Regions from separate parts of the Homo sapiens genome. Here region 1 is linked to region 2. The links are chromatin contacts, found by Hi-C or POLR2A ChIA-PET in ENCODE. All regions are on one chromosome and are shown on one strand. Each heading gives the region's core, a stretch centred on a gene start or an enhancer-like site at or near the end of the contact. The rest is flanking DNA. Distances are from core to core; before and after follow the strand shown. Region 1 has its middle 87 kb from the start of NPIPB11. Region 2 has its middle 140 kb from the start of NPIPB11.

Region 1 (6,511 bases), core at 2,724-5,223, 53 kb before region 2:
CCGAGTAGCTGGGATTAGAGGCATGTGCCACCACACCTGGCTAATTTTTGTATTTTTAGTAGAGACAGGGTTTCACCATGTTGTCCAGGCTGATCTCGAACTGCTGACCTCAGGTGATCAGTTTGCCTCAGCCTCCCAAAGTGCTGGGATTACAGGCATGAGCCACCACGCCTGGGCTCCCTGACTTTTAAACAACATTTTTTACAACTATAAAACTAATGCAGTGCTTATTGGAAATAACTGAGAAACTACAATAAAAGACAAAGGGAAAAATAAAAATTATCCTACTACCTAGAGATAGGCACTGTAAAAATGATCACACATAAATTTTTAATCAACTTCCACATATACCTATATATTTGCAATAAAAATGGTATCATGCCATAAGTATAGTCCTCACATCGCTCTCTGCTGCCCAGCTATGAATATTCAAGAGAGAAGTCAAGTCATGAGCAATATTCCTACAGCCACATTTCAATAGCCACAGGTTACGCTGCTACATGGTATTTCAGTGAATGCCCCTAACCCACACCCTAGGACTGCTACCTCTCTCAAGTCCCAAGGCAGAATTCCTCATTGTAGTAGAAAGGCCTAGAATAGAAGAGCTTCTTCAACACAGGTCACTCAATAAAGTGCTGCTTTAGGGACACAACTTGTGTGGCCCACTACAGGCAGCCACCTCCCATCCTCAAGCCCCTGGGCAGCAGCTGAGGCCGAGTATCTGATAACTACCAAAACAGCCCGGGAAAACCACTTCCTGAAGTCCGGTTCAGAAAGAACGAGGCCCCGGGAGAACTCCAGGTGATCTGGTCTGTAACTCCCAGGACTTCCAGAACAAAGGGTTCCGGCCGACAAAGACTCCACTGAATAGGAGAGCTGGCCCTGCCCACAGCTGCCCTCGCATCCTGACCCCAGCCCCAGTCAGAGCTCAAGTTCCAAGAGTCACTGCCAATGCAGCTACTGTGGGGAGCTTTAAGAGAATAGTTTTCATTCAAATACGTATTAAAATATTTTGAGATGTCTTGGGTAAAAGGCAGTATCAAGTCACATTGTCATTCCTAGTGAAAATTCTCCAAGGAGAACAATCTCCCCAGCAATGCCTGAGAGGCAACTCAAAGAGAACTGTTTCCATTATCTTGTGGATAAATCCAACTAAGGCCATGAACTCAAAGTAAAAATAAAGCACAATTCAGAATCCACCCCACTTCCTCACCCGGAGTCACCAGGCAAATCGTGAGAATACAATGGCCGGCAGCCCTACACAAAGGCCTCGGCCTCCTTGCCCCCATCCAGAAGACTTCCAGGAGGCCCAACAGGCCCTCTGTCCCTCACAGAGGAGCCTGGAGCAGGCCCGAGGCTGTCTGTGTGAAGGGCGCACAGGGCCAGGCACAGGTCCTGCAGCTCCACTGCTCCGTGTGCACCTCACAAGCCTCTGGCCTCGGCTCCCGGCCATTGGTGGAGCCGCCGGCCACGCTCTGGCTGCCCCTGAGGGTGCCACCAGGCCAGCTGCCCCGAGCAGGGGAGGGCGGCCTCTCCTGCAGCACGAGGCCTACCTGAGGGGCAGTAGGAGGATGAGTTGGGCATTCTCCACGAGAAGCTCTTGACCACCAGGCTCTGGCCCCACTGCTTGCGCCGCCACGCCGTGCGGCACTTGGAGTCGATGCTCTGCTTGATTCGGTACCAGTCAGATTCTGTGATGCCAAATTTATAGAAAAGGTGACCTGGAAGGACACATCCAAGGAGAAGGGGTGAGGCCTGTTTGGGACAGCCACCAGGAGCTGCCTGGCTGCAGGGTCAGGGCCCACTGAAGAGGCCTCACCCAGGCACCCCAGCCCACCAGGCCGGCCCCATCTTCCTGCAAGGGTCTGGAAAGGCCCACTGCACAGAAGGTGCTTAGCTGGCCCACAGGCGGGGCTCCCCACGAGATATAAATTCTCACTAAGGTGTCATGACACACTCTTTCCATTTACTTAAGTTCTTGATCCCTCTGACTTGGTCGGCCCATACCAGGTGCACACTTGGGGCGCTCACAAGATTCCCAGACCTTCCATGCTCCAACTTCCCTCTGCCCTGAACTCGCAGCAGCACCTAAGGTCCTGAATGCCCAGAGGGTGAGATCAGGGACCTCAACAATTGGATCAGAACTCGCTGGTCCTCCGCCTACTCAGACCTGCTCGGCCACCGCCTTCCCTTCCTTCATGTCTTGGCTTCACCATCCCCCTGGATAACCACCTGACCCTCCCGCCCTCCTGGGCTCCCACCCTCCTCCCACTTGTTTTGTCAGAGCACTGACCACCTTCTGGCATTTGGAGAATTCATGTGTGTATTGTTACTCTGTCCCCCTTACAAACACAGTTTCGAGAATTCAGGTGTGTATTGTTACTGTTCCCCTGGCAAACACAGTTTGGAGAATTCACGTGTGTATTGTTATTCTGTTCCCCTGGCAAACACAGTTTGGAGAATTCACGTGTGTATTGTTATTCTGTTCCCCTGGCAAACACAGTTTGCAGAATTCAAGTATGTATTGTTACTCTGTCCCCCTCACAAACACAGTTTGGAGAATTCACGTTATGTATTGTTATTCTGTTCCCCTCGCAAACACAGTTTGGAGAATTCACGTATGTATTGTTACTGTCCCCCTCATAAACACGGGCCTTTGTTGTGTCCACCCATGGATGTCAGGCACCCAGAACATTCTGGTGCACAGTGGCTGCTCCTGTGTAAATAGTGATTACAACGGACTGCAACACACCCTCCCATCGCTGCTCAGGTCCGGGGCTTGCTTATGTCATTCCCAATGCCTCTCCATCGTGCTTTCTCAACTAGAGCACAAACTCCTTACGGACAGGGCCTGTGTCCTCATCCCTGGAGTCCCTATACCACAAGCCGAGTGGGCACAACCTACTCTCACTGTGGGGCCAAAGCCAGGTGCATTGTCTTCCTGGGGCTCACCGTGCACACGCAGAGAACTGTCTTGGGACCCCCAGGTCTCTACCACCTGCGCTACGGAGAGCTCTCAGCACGCCCTGAGCAGCATCCAGAGATGCCCTGTATTCAACAGGGAGAAAACTGAGGATCCGAAGGCCACGGCGGAGCAGGTGACAGGATGGAGCCAGCGCCCCACTGCATGCCTGGCCACTTCCCACTAGGCCACAGGACCCCATCCCTGTAGCGATGACGAATCTGGGCATGATGGGAAGGGCTCTTCAATGCAGTGGCCTCTCTAGCTGGCTCATGCAACTTCACTAATTTACAGGAAAATACAGGATGGAATCCAAAATTGTAGTAATAAAAAGATTAAGCTGAAAAGCGTCCTGTTTTGACTACCAAGAGCCTCAAGTTTGGACTCTACTGCCCAAACCCTAAAAATCTGTTCCCATTGAGACTAAAATGGTGGAAATAATTAAAACAGAGAAAGAAGTGTTTGGGTTTTTTTAAGTACTCTATTAGGTATCAAAAGTCCCTCGGGTTTTGGAAACATGCCTCTTGACTTTCTTATCAGTAGATACTTGAGACACGTTTTGACTCTCTGTATAATCACAACAAACCTGTCTGTGCTACAGACAAAAAGAAACCAGCCAGGACAGTGGGATTTGTAGGATGAGAGGGAAGAACACCCTAAAGTCGTTTCGGCAGCACATTTTCATCCTCATGCATAAAGAAGCCATACAGGAAGCAGCCGCTCTTTGGCTTCCAATTCTCGGGTCATCTCTAAAATACTCCAAGTCACCCTCAGATCTTGGCTGGGTGACTGGGGCGCCTCAGGAAGCCCCAGGCTGAGCAACTTTAGTGACTCACAGAGGAACCCAGCCGCTGGCTGTGGTCATGGGGGAACCTAACCATTAAAATCACTAGGAAATCCTTACAGGAGAGCCCAGCTGCTGCCAGAGGTTGCACCATAGTTACCGGAAAACCCAGCTTTCAAACTGCACTTCAATAGTTTCATGAGAGCCCAACTACTGACTTTAGATACAAAGCAGCCCAGCTGCTGCCACCGGGAGGCAAGAAAGAAACAGCCATCCCACCAGCAGGAAAACGTCTTTGGAGCACGAGTCGATAAAAAGAAACATCCTCAGAACCGCCCTCCTGTGACCCTCCGACCTTCACACTCCAGGAGAAAAATTCCATAGACTTTGAAGGATGAATGAGTCCACACAAAATTTAAAAACGGGTTAGTAACAGGAAAGAAGATAAATCTAAAACACCCAGGTGTATAGGTAAGAGAAATGAGTGAAAACATTCACATTTAAATTCAACTTTGTAAAAATTAAGTTGCCAGTTCAAACCCTGACTCATACTTATTAAATAAAAAATATATATTCATCTGGTTACCCGCCACCGAGTTTCCACTGTCCTCAGACATCAAATTATCTAATTCCTTCCGTCTGCGCTCCAGGCCCCAGCCTGGGCGAATGCTCCCTGCCGGCCACCAAGGAGATCCAGAGAATGGACCAGCCGCCCAAGTGCTGCCCGCAGAGCGCGGCGGGTGAGGAGGGCGAGGATCTGAAAATGCACAGATGGGTGCAGGTGCTGCCCGCAGATGCTACTGGACAGCAGCTGGGGCAAGCGCCCACTTCTGGGCAGCCCTCGGGGCTCGGATTCCTTTACCTTTTCTGACAGCACTGAGCAGCCGCACTTAACAGGGAGTGGGAAAAATCCTATCATGATGGGATCAAAAGATCACCTTGAATTTAACTGCCATTTTCCACTTTAAGCATTTGATCTCATGTTATTTGATGGACTTTTTTTAAAAAGCCTCATGAAGTAGGAATGTCACTACTCTCATCACTTTGGTTTTGAGGCAAAAGCCAGAAAAAGGAGAAGTGATGTGTCCAAGTCCAATTACTAGTTAGGAGTGAACACCGGCCTTAAAGTGCAAGCTTCCTGGGCCCACCAGGTGGAGAAGCAGCGGCCCTCACTGGATCCTAGGAACCCATGAGAGGTGCTCAGGGAGACGGGAAGAACACGCACAGCCCCGCACACGTGCCTCTGCTGTCCTGAGCTCCCTCAGCCCAAGGCACCCGCAGGCCCTGCTCTGGGAGGCCTAGTCGGACTTCAATCGAGGCAGAAGTCTCCCCCCTGAGCAGTGCCCAGGACACAAGGAGAACAGAAGTGCTCGGCATCCGGCTGCTGAGGCTCATGGGATCCCCACAGCGTGGCGTCACCTGGGAGGAGAACACCCTGTCTGGCCTCAGTCCCTGCTTTCCCCAGCCATATCCCTACACTATGCCCACTGAGGCCCCTCAAGGCCAGGACGGGCTTGCCTTCCAGGCTCAGCCAGGCAGCATCCCTGCCACCGTGCACGCCTCTATTTTCCTGGCGAGCTGTCCTGCAGTCCCCAAAGAGCTAAAGAGTCTCCATTACACCGTTAGTTGCCTTCCCACTTTCCAGAACCCCCGTTACTGACTCTGGTGGTTCAAATCACAAGCCGATTCCCAGCTCTCCATCTGTGGGGCCATGAGAGGCACTGTGGGAAGCGAGACAAGAGAGCCAGGAGGGCTTGTCATCCTGTGCCTTGGTGGGTGGCATGTGGCTTTATTAGTCACAAAGGAATGAAGAGCACCACCTGCTAACGCACTCTCATGTGCAAGGGAAGGCAGCACAAAACCGAGTGCCAACAACTGATTTCTTCAAATTACAGACTCGACGTGACAGCGCTGCCTAGAAAAACAAAAGGCATCTCGAAGCCTCTGCCCGATGGAAGCCAGCTGACATGCTCCCTCCCGGGGGAAGCACGCACAGCCCACACCCCGTGCACCTCACATGTGCAGCCTCCAGGCCAAGCCGGCCACCTTCTTCAAGCCTGCTGACTCATTCCTTTATGAGAAAAAATGATGGAGAGACACCTGTCCTCAGTCTGTTAGCAAGAGAGCCCCTCACAGCCACCTGCAGGACTACCTCCAGGTCACAGCATCTGGGTGACCTGCTGAGAAGGAGGCTCTGCTCACTTTTCTGCCTGGAGCCCACACTGACCACACCTTCCTCCCAGCTTTCAGTCACCGTGAGGCACTCAATGTCCCAAGACAGACAGACAAACACCCACCCCTGCGTGGAGTCCACATTCTGCCTTAAGGACACATATAGGTCAGCCTCACCATTTCACCTCACAGAGAACTTGGAGAAGAGACAGCACTTGACCACCCGTGTCCTGTGTACTGGGCTGAACAGTGTCCCCACAAAACTCATGTCCTGGCCCAGGACCCCAGAATGTGACCTGACTGGGAACTAGGGTCTCTGCAGATGTGATTCCTTAGGTTGTAATGAGGTCATCCTGCAGGAGAGGGAGCTCCAAATCCAGTGACTGTCGTTGTAAGGAGAGGGACACAGAGGGAGACACGGGGGGAAGACAGCCATGGGGGACGCGGGCAGAGACTGGAGGGATGCGGCCACCACCAGAAGCTGGGAGAAGGAAAGGGCCTTCTCAGGCAGCGTGGCCCTGCCCACATCTTCATCCTAGGCATCTGGCCTCCAAACCTGCACGAGAACACAAGCCTGTGTTCTAAGCCAGCCA
Region 2 (6,241 bases), core at 1,489-3,988:
TTCCAGGGTTGGGGGACCCATGCCAGCCCCACCAAAGCCTCATGAGCTCCTTGCTCAGCCTTTAACTGTCTCGCCAAATCCCCTGGGTACGGCATGAACCCCCTTCCTCCCGTCCTGTCTGCACAGCAGCGGGAAACAGTGCCTTCTAGCCGCAGGGTGCCTCCAACTCCCACACATTCCCAGAACTCCGGGAGGAGCCCTTGAGCCTCTCCTCTCCAGGCTGAGTCTCCACGGGGCCCTGAACTTGCTGGAGCAGGTCCCTCACCCTGAAGGGCAGGGGCAGCTGGGAGCACGTTGTTCCACCGGCCCCAAGCATGCTCCTTGTCATCTCATACCACCTCAGACACGGCATCCTTCTCCCCATGTTCCAGTGTGCATGGTGGAGAGGCCATGGAGCATCCCAGGGGTACAAGGTGATGACATCAGTGGTGTGATCGGGATGGCTGGGGACCAGATGTCAACACTCCCTGCCAGTGGGCTCTGCAAGTGCCTGCCAGGACCCTGAGCCTGTCATGAGTGCAAGGGAGGGACAACCACCGTGTCTGGTTCAGTGCTGGCTCCCCAGTTGTCGCCTGGGCCCTGGTGACACCTGAGCCCACCCCAGTGAGGGCACTGTCCCTAGAGCTCAGCCACCAACAGAGCTGCCACCAAGTCTGGGTTCATTCTCTTGAGCCTTACAGGTCCCCAACAAATAAACTTTTCATGTGACAATAGGGCTTTTTTTTTTTTTTTAGAGGGAGTCTCACCCTGCCGCCCAGGCTAGAGTGCAGTGGCGTGATCTTGGCTCACTGCAACCTCCACCTCCCGAGTTCAAGCAATTCACCTGCCTCAACCTCCTGGGTAGCTGGGATTACAGGTGCGTGCCATGACGCTTAGCTAATTTTAGTAGAGACAGGGTTTTGTCATGTTGCTCAGGCTGGTCTCAAACTCCTGACCTCAAGTGATCTGCCCGCCTCAGCCTCCCAAGTCCTGGGATTACAGGCGTGAGCCACTGCGCCTGGCCTAACAATAGCACTTTTAACCCATGCTGCTCCGTGACCAAGCAGGGACAATGGCAGAGCCCTGCCAGGCAGCGTCTGACATGGTGTGGGTGGCCCTCCTGGCAGCCAGGGCCTGCAGGAAGATGGGGTTTCTGCCCAGCCCCTGGGGTGGGCCTCGGTGGCAGGCAGCTTGTGTGTCTCTTACCCCCACTGAGAGAGGGCTGGCGGTGCGGCCTGGGGCACACTGAGGGTCCCTGGCGTCAGCAGGGGTGGGGAAGTGGGCTGGGAAGGACTTTTCCAGCACAAGGGGCTTTTCTTTTCAACCATCCTTCAAACCAACTCACGGTTGCCCGTGGCTGCAGGTGACAGTGGTGATGTGCCTGTCTCCAAAAACGTCCCTAAGTTGCCTTCCGCCTGGAGCGGTTAATTTCCCCTATGTTGAGGGCTCTGGGGTTGGCAGATACCCACTCTCCAGCCTTGCATCTTACACAGTGGCCTATCCCAGCTCCAGAGACGCTTCTCTCGCTCTCTGGTTGATGCATCTGCGTCTCTGTGGACCCCACGTTCTGCATATTAGTACATTCCCTTTTCAATTCTTGCACCTGGTGGGCACAGTGTTGAGGCCAGGCGGTCAGCATGCCCGTGACCGATCCCATACAGAAAGGTCAGCCTCCCCACGCAGCCCTGGGCAACTGTCAGCTGCTAGCTGTGGCCTCTCTCCCAACATGCTCTTTCTCTGCCTCTCTCCTTCCCTCCCTCCAAATCTCTCTCTCTTCCCCCATCACACGATTATTAGAGGAATGACTGGACTTCCTCCCACTCCTCCTCAAGTGACTCACTTCTGAAGGTCAGGCCACACTGTGGCTAAGTGAAAGAAACCCGTGTGAGAAGACACATCCTGACCTCCAGAAATGACCGGGAGCACCTCCCACTGCTGATTGGGGCTGGCAGGACAGAGCAGGCTTTGAGAATCACCCCCTTAAATCATCATAGGCAGCCAGCATCGCCGGCTCAGGGTCAGTCACCAATGGGCATGGGTGTTTGGCTCTTCTCTGGGCAGGAGGATCGATGGCCCCGAGCACAGGCCAGAGCAGCAGCCCCTCCACCGCCAATGGGGCCTGGGCAGGTCTGCCTGAGCTTTTCCACCATCAGATTGTAATACCTACCTAGCTGGGCAATTTCAAGCTGGAAATAATGTAAATTTCTGGGCATGCAAGATAACACTGTCATTAAGAGACCACAGTGATTGTTAGCCAGGCATGGTGGCTCACACCTGTAATCCTAGCACTTTGGGAGGCCGAGGCGGGTGGATCACGAGGTCAGGAGATTGAGACCATCCTGGCTAACACGGTGAAACCCTGTCTCTACTAAAAAAAAAAATATATATATATATGTATATACAAAAAAAAAATAAGCTGGGCGTGGTGGCAAGTGCCTGTAGTCCCAGCTACTCGGGAGGCTGAGGCAGGAGAATGGCGTGAACCTGGGAGGCGGAGCTTGCAGTGAGCCGAGATCATGCCACTGCACCCCAGCCTGGTGACAGAGCGAGACTCCGTCTCAAAAAAAAAAAAAAAAAGAGACCATCATGAAAATTCGCACTCAGACCCATTCCTGATCCCATCATATTCCAAGTCTCACCTGAAGCAAAGCAGTAGATGAAAGAATCCTGTAGTTCTTGGCACCTTTTATACAAGTGGCTTTCAACAGTCAATGCTAGAACTTAAAGAATCTTCTTCATCTTCTTTTTAACCACATAAAGGGGAAATAATTAAAACAACTACTTTTCCATTTTTTCCCAGCTGATCTACCCAACTCACAACTCTGGATTGTAAAATGAACAAAAACGAGTAGGACCAGTAGAAAAACCCCAGAGAATAGCCGATGGCAGAGACTTCGGCACAACCCCACCTCCCTCACCCGCACCATGGCAGACATGTCTAATCTACACAGAGCTAGACCCAGACTCCAGACAGCCATTACCAGTCAATCCCAGTTCATGTGCAAGATTAAACCAGTTACTCATAGCCCGTTTTACCATGAATCAGACAAGGTCAGAAAGGGGGCAGTGACTCACCCAGCCTCACACAGTCACCAAGGAGGCTGGACTGTATCTCCTGAAGCCGGGCAGACAGCCAAGGCCATGGAGGGAGGGAGGCCGGATCTCCACAGGGCTGAGGGGCAGGAACTTTCAGAAGCATGTTCTGTATGCAGTGATTCCACTACAAAGCAGAGGCGCCTGCTCTTCTCAACAAGGACAGTGGGCTCCTGGGCTCTGGTGGATTATCACAGGGCATGGCTGCCCCAGGGTCAGGCTCCGGGCTCTGCCCCCTTCCCTGCAGAGAAGGCTGGGATCTCCATGGTTTTAAGAGGGTTGATAGGAAGCTATCAACTTCACTGCCTTCTGGTCCTGAATGTTCTCAGATATATACATTTTAAAGAGTTTAAATTAAGTGGTGATTGGCAAACCCCAGTCTCCAACCCAGAGAGGACCTGGACAGTTGCCTCCTAAGGGAAGCCCTCAAGTTGGCCTGGACAGACCCGGGCAGTCTACCTCGGGTCTATCTAGAGTCTATCTGGGGTCTATGTATCTAGGATCTATCTATTTAGGGTCTATCTAGGGTCTATTTAGGGTCTATCTAGGGTCTATCTATCTAGGGTCTGTGCGCCCCACTTTGGGACATCCCTTCCTCCTGCCTCCTTCCCAGCAGCATCAGGGAGGGACCCCTGTGTGTCACTTGTGCGGCTCTCCACCCGACAGAGGGACAAAAGGGCTCATTCCTCTCTCCCTTCCCACGGGGAACTTCCAGCCTCCCTTCTGTTCCCTACCATGCAGTTCAGCAGACACAGGGTGAGTGGGTGCTGCGGGCCACATGGCAGCGTGGGCATCCCCCTCCCTGTCAGAGCTCCCAGTTGGGAGGGGCGGAGCACAGAGAAACAGGTGAAAATTAGAGGGTGGATTTCATCATCTCCAGAAACTTAGGAGAAACCAAGATACCTTCATAGGTGAACGGATAAGCTGGGGTCCCTCCAGACAATGGAATATTTTTCAGTGCTAAAAAGAAAGGAACTGCCAGGCTGTGAAAAGGCAGGGAGGAATCTTAGATGCTGCTAGGTGAAGAAGCCCATTGGAAAAGGCTGGATACTGTGTGATTCCAACTCCATGACATTCAGGAAAAGGCAAAACCATGAAAACAAGAAAGATCAGCAGCTGCCGGGGCTGGGCAGAGGGTGACTGGCAGGAGCACAGAGTGCAGGAAGGGTGAGTGGCAGGAGCAAGGAGGGCAGGGAGGGTGCATGGCAGGAGCACGGAGGGCAGGGAGGGTGAGTGGCAGGAGCACAGAGGGCAGGGAGGGTGAGTGGCAGGAGCACGGAGGGCAGGGAGGGTGCATGGCAGGAGCAAGGAGGGCAGGGAGGGTGCGTGGCAGGAGCATGGAGGATTTAGGGGCCCAGGAAGCTGCTCTGTGATACTGTAATGGGGATCGTGTGCCATGATTCATCTGTCAGCACCCACAGAATGTTCTCAGTAGTGGAACTGGAGGGCAAGGGAGGATGGAGAGAAGGGATATGGTAATTGTTATCTGTTCTATTTTCTGAAACCTAAAGCTGCTCTTAAAAATAGTTTATTAATTAAGAAAAAATTAGAGGGATGCTGGCTTGCTTGGCAGAGCACTGATTCTTTTAAGTCTGTGAACCAAAAATAATTTTTTTTTTTTTTGAGACAGAGTCTCGCTGTGTCTACAGTGGCACTAGCTCGGCTCACAGCAACCTCCGCCTCCCAGGTTCAAGCGATTCTCTTGCCTCAGCCTCCCGAGTAGCTGAGCTTACAGGCACCCACCACCACGCCTGGCTAATTTTTGTATTTTTAGTAGAGATGGGGTTTTGCCACGCTGGCCAGGCTGGTCTTGAACTCCTGACCTCAGGTGATCCACCTGCCTCGGCCTCCCAAAGTGCTGGGATTACAGGCGTGAGATACCGTGCCCAGCCCAAAAATAAAACTCTAAGCTCCCCAACCAACTGAATGGAACCCTCTTCTCAGCCAAGAGGATTCCAAAGTAAACCTAAAAAACAAGTTCAGGCTGTGATGGGAAGTGGGGGTCGGACACGTCTCTTTATACCCCCCTCCCTATGGAATTCAGGCCCAGCTGACCAGCACTCACATTAAAACCGAGAGTTTAAGACTGACAGCACAGGCTGTTTGTAGCAATAAGACACCAAATTCCAACCCGAGTCTAGTATAACATCACATGACAGGGAGCAGGTCCTGGAAGGAATAGAGTGTTTGACATAATTTTAAACGGCCCCGCAAAGCTGTCTCTTGTGGGGAAAATCCACATTCTGTAGAGAATCCTCTTCCCTTTCCAGGGCTTTTTCTGATGCTGGAGAGATGGGCTTAGCGTCTAGCACATTTCAAAGGTCTCAATAGGAGACATTTGCCATCTATTGCCTCGAAGGGCAGCCCCCTATGAGATTTCTTCTACAGAATAAGAACTTTGGTCTCCACAGCCCCTTATCTTAATCCAGACACTCCTTTCTATTGAGTCCAGGTGATCAGATAATAACTTAACTCTCTCAACCAATTGCTAATCAGAAAGTCTTTGAACCCACCTGTGACCAGGAAGCCCCTCCTCACCTTGAAGTCGTCCCGCCTTTCTGGGCAGAGCCAACGTACATCTGTCAAGTATTGACTGACTCTGCCTGAACCTCCTGTCCCCGTAGTGTATGAGCTCGGGCTGTGGCCCAACCCCCTGCGGCACATGTCCTCAGGACCCCCTGGAGCTGTGTCACCGGTCATGCTTCTCACATTTGGCTCAGAATAACTCTCTTCAAACATTGTATGGAGTTAGATGTTTTTTCCAGCAACAAGTCCTCATGGGGAACTACGGTTTGGTGTCTTTCTCTTCTCAGATACTGAATTCCTTGAAACGTTGACCTCCAAGATGCTAACTCAGGTGGGAGGAATTCAAGACAAGGAAGGAGCCTCTTTTGGGTTCTGGTTCCGGTCCCGCTACTGAAAACCCCTGATACAGTTCAAGGAGTGCGACAGCGCTGGTTTCAAATCCAGGTTTGCAGCCTGGTCTGGCGTGGAGAGGTTTTACTCTTGGGAGGCCCAGGAGAGGCAGAGGGTCTGGGCCAGGGAGGGCTGGTGTCCACGGCACTCCCGGTTCCGGGCTCCAAGTGTGTGGGGGGAGGGTGGCCACTCAAAGGAGAGAGCCTCAGAAGGAGGGCACTGGGGACCCAGGTACTGCTGAACCCAAAGAAAT

The links. Hi-C counts contacts between places; a loop is a spot of excess contacts on that map. ChIA-PET counts read pairs that join two places held with the same protein, here RNA polymerase II (POLR2A). Pooled maps may share reads with other maps.
Region 1: a loop to region 2 is called in a map of HepG2, with 5 times the contacts of the local background. The contact joins two enhancer-like sites. A Hi-C loop is called at or near these places in 1 of 168 maps with a recorded cell type or tissue (HepG2) and 1 of 50 pooled maps. POLR2A ChIA-PET finds 5 or more read pairs at or near these places in 3 of 52 experiments (AG04450, OCI-LY7 and WTC11).

Annotation. Positions count from the first base shown.
Region 1 is chr16:29,316,138-29,322,648 of GRCh38, reverse strand. It overlaps the pseudogene SNX29P2. Among named protein-coding and RNA genes, the nearest start is that of NPIPB11, 87 kb to the left of the region's middle. RefSeq lists an enhancer at 2,553-3,053. Within about 2 kb of position 3,973, at least 9 of the 41 ENCODE cell types and tissues checked have a DNase peak (open chromatin) inside an H3K27ac peak, as active enhancers do.
Region 2 is chr16:29,262,328-29,268,568 of GRCh38, reverse strand. No RefSeq gene overlaps it. Among named protein-coding and RNA genes, the nearest start is that of NPIPB11, 140 kb to the left of the region's middle. RefSeq lists a silencer at 3,102-3,264. Within about 2 kb of position 2,738, at least 22 of the 41 ENCODE cell types and tissues checked have a DNase peak (open chromatin) inside an H3K27ac peak, as active enhancers do.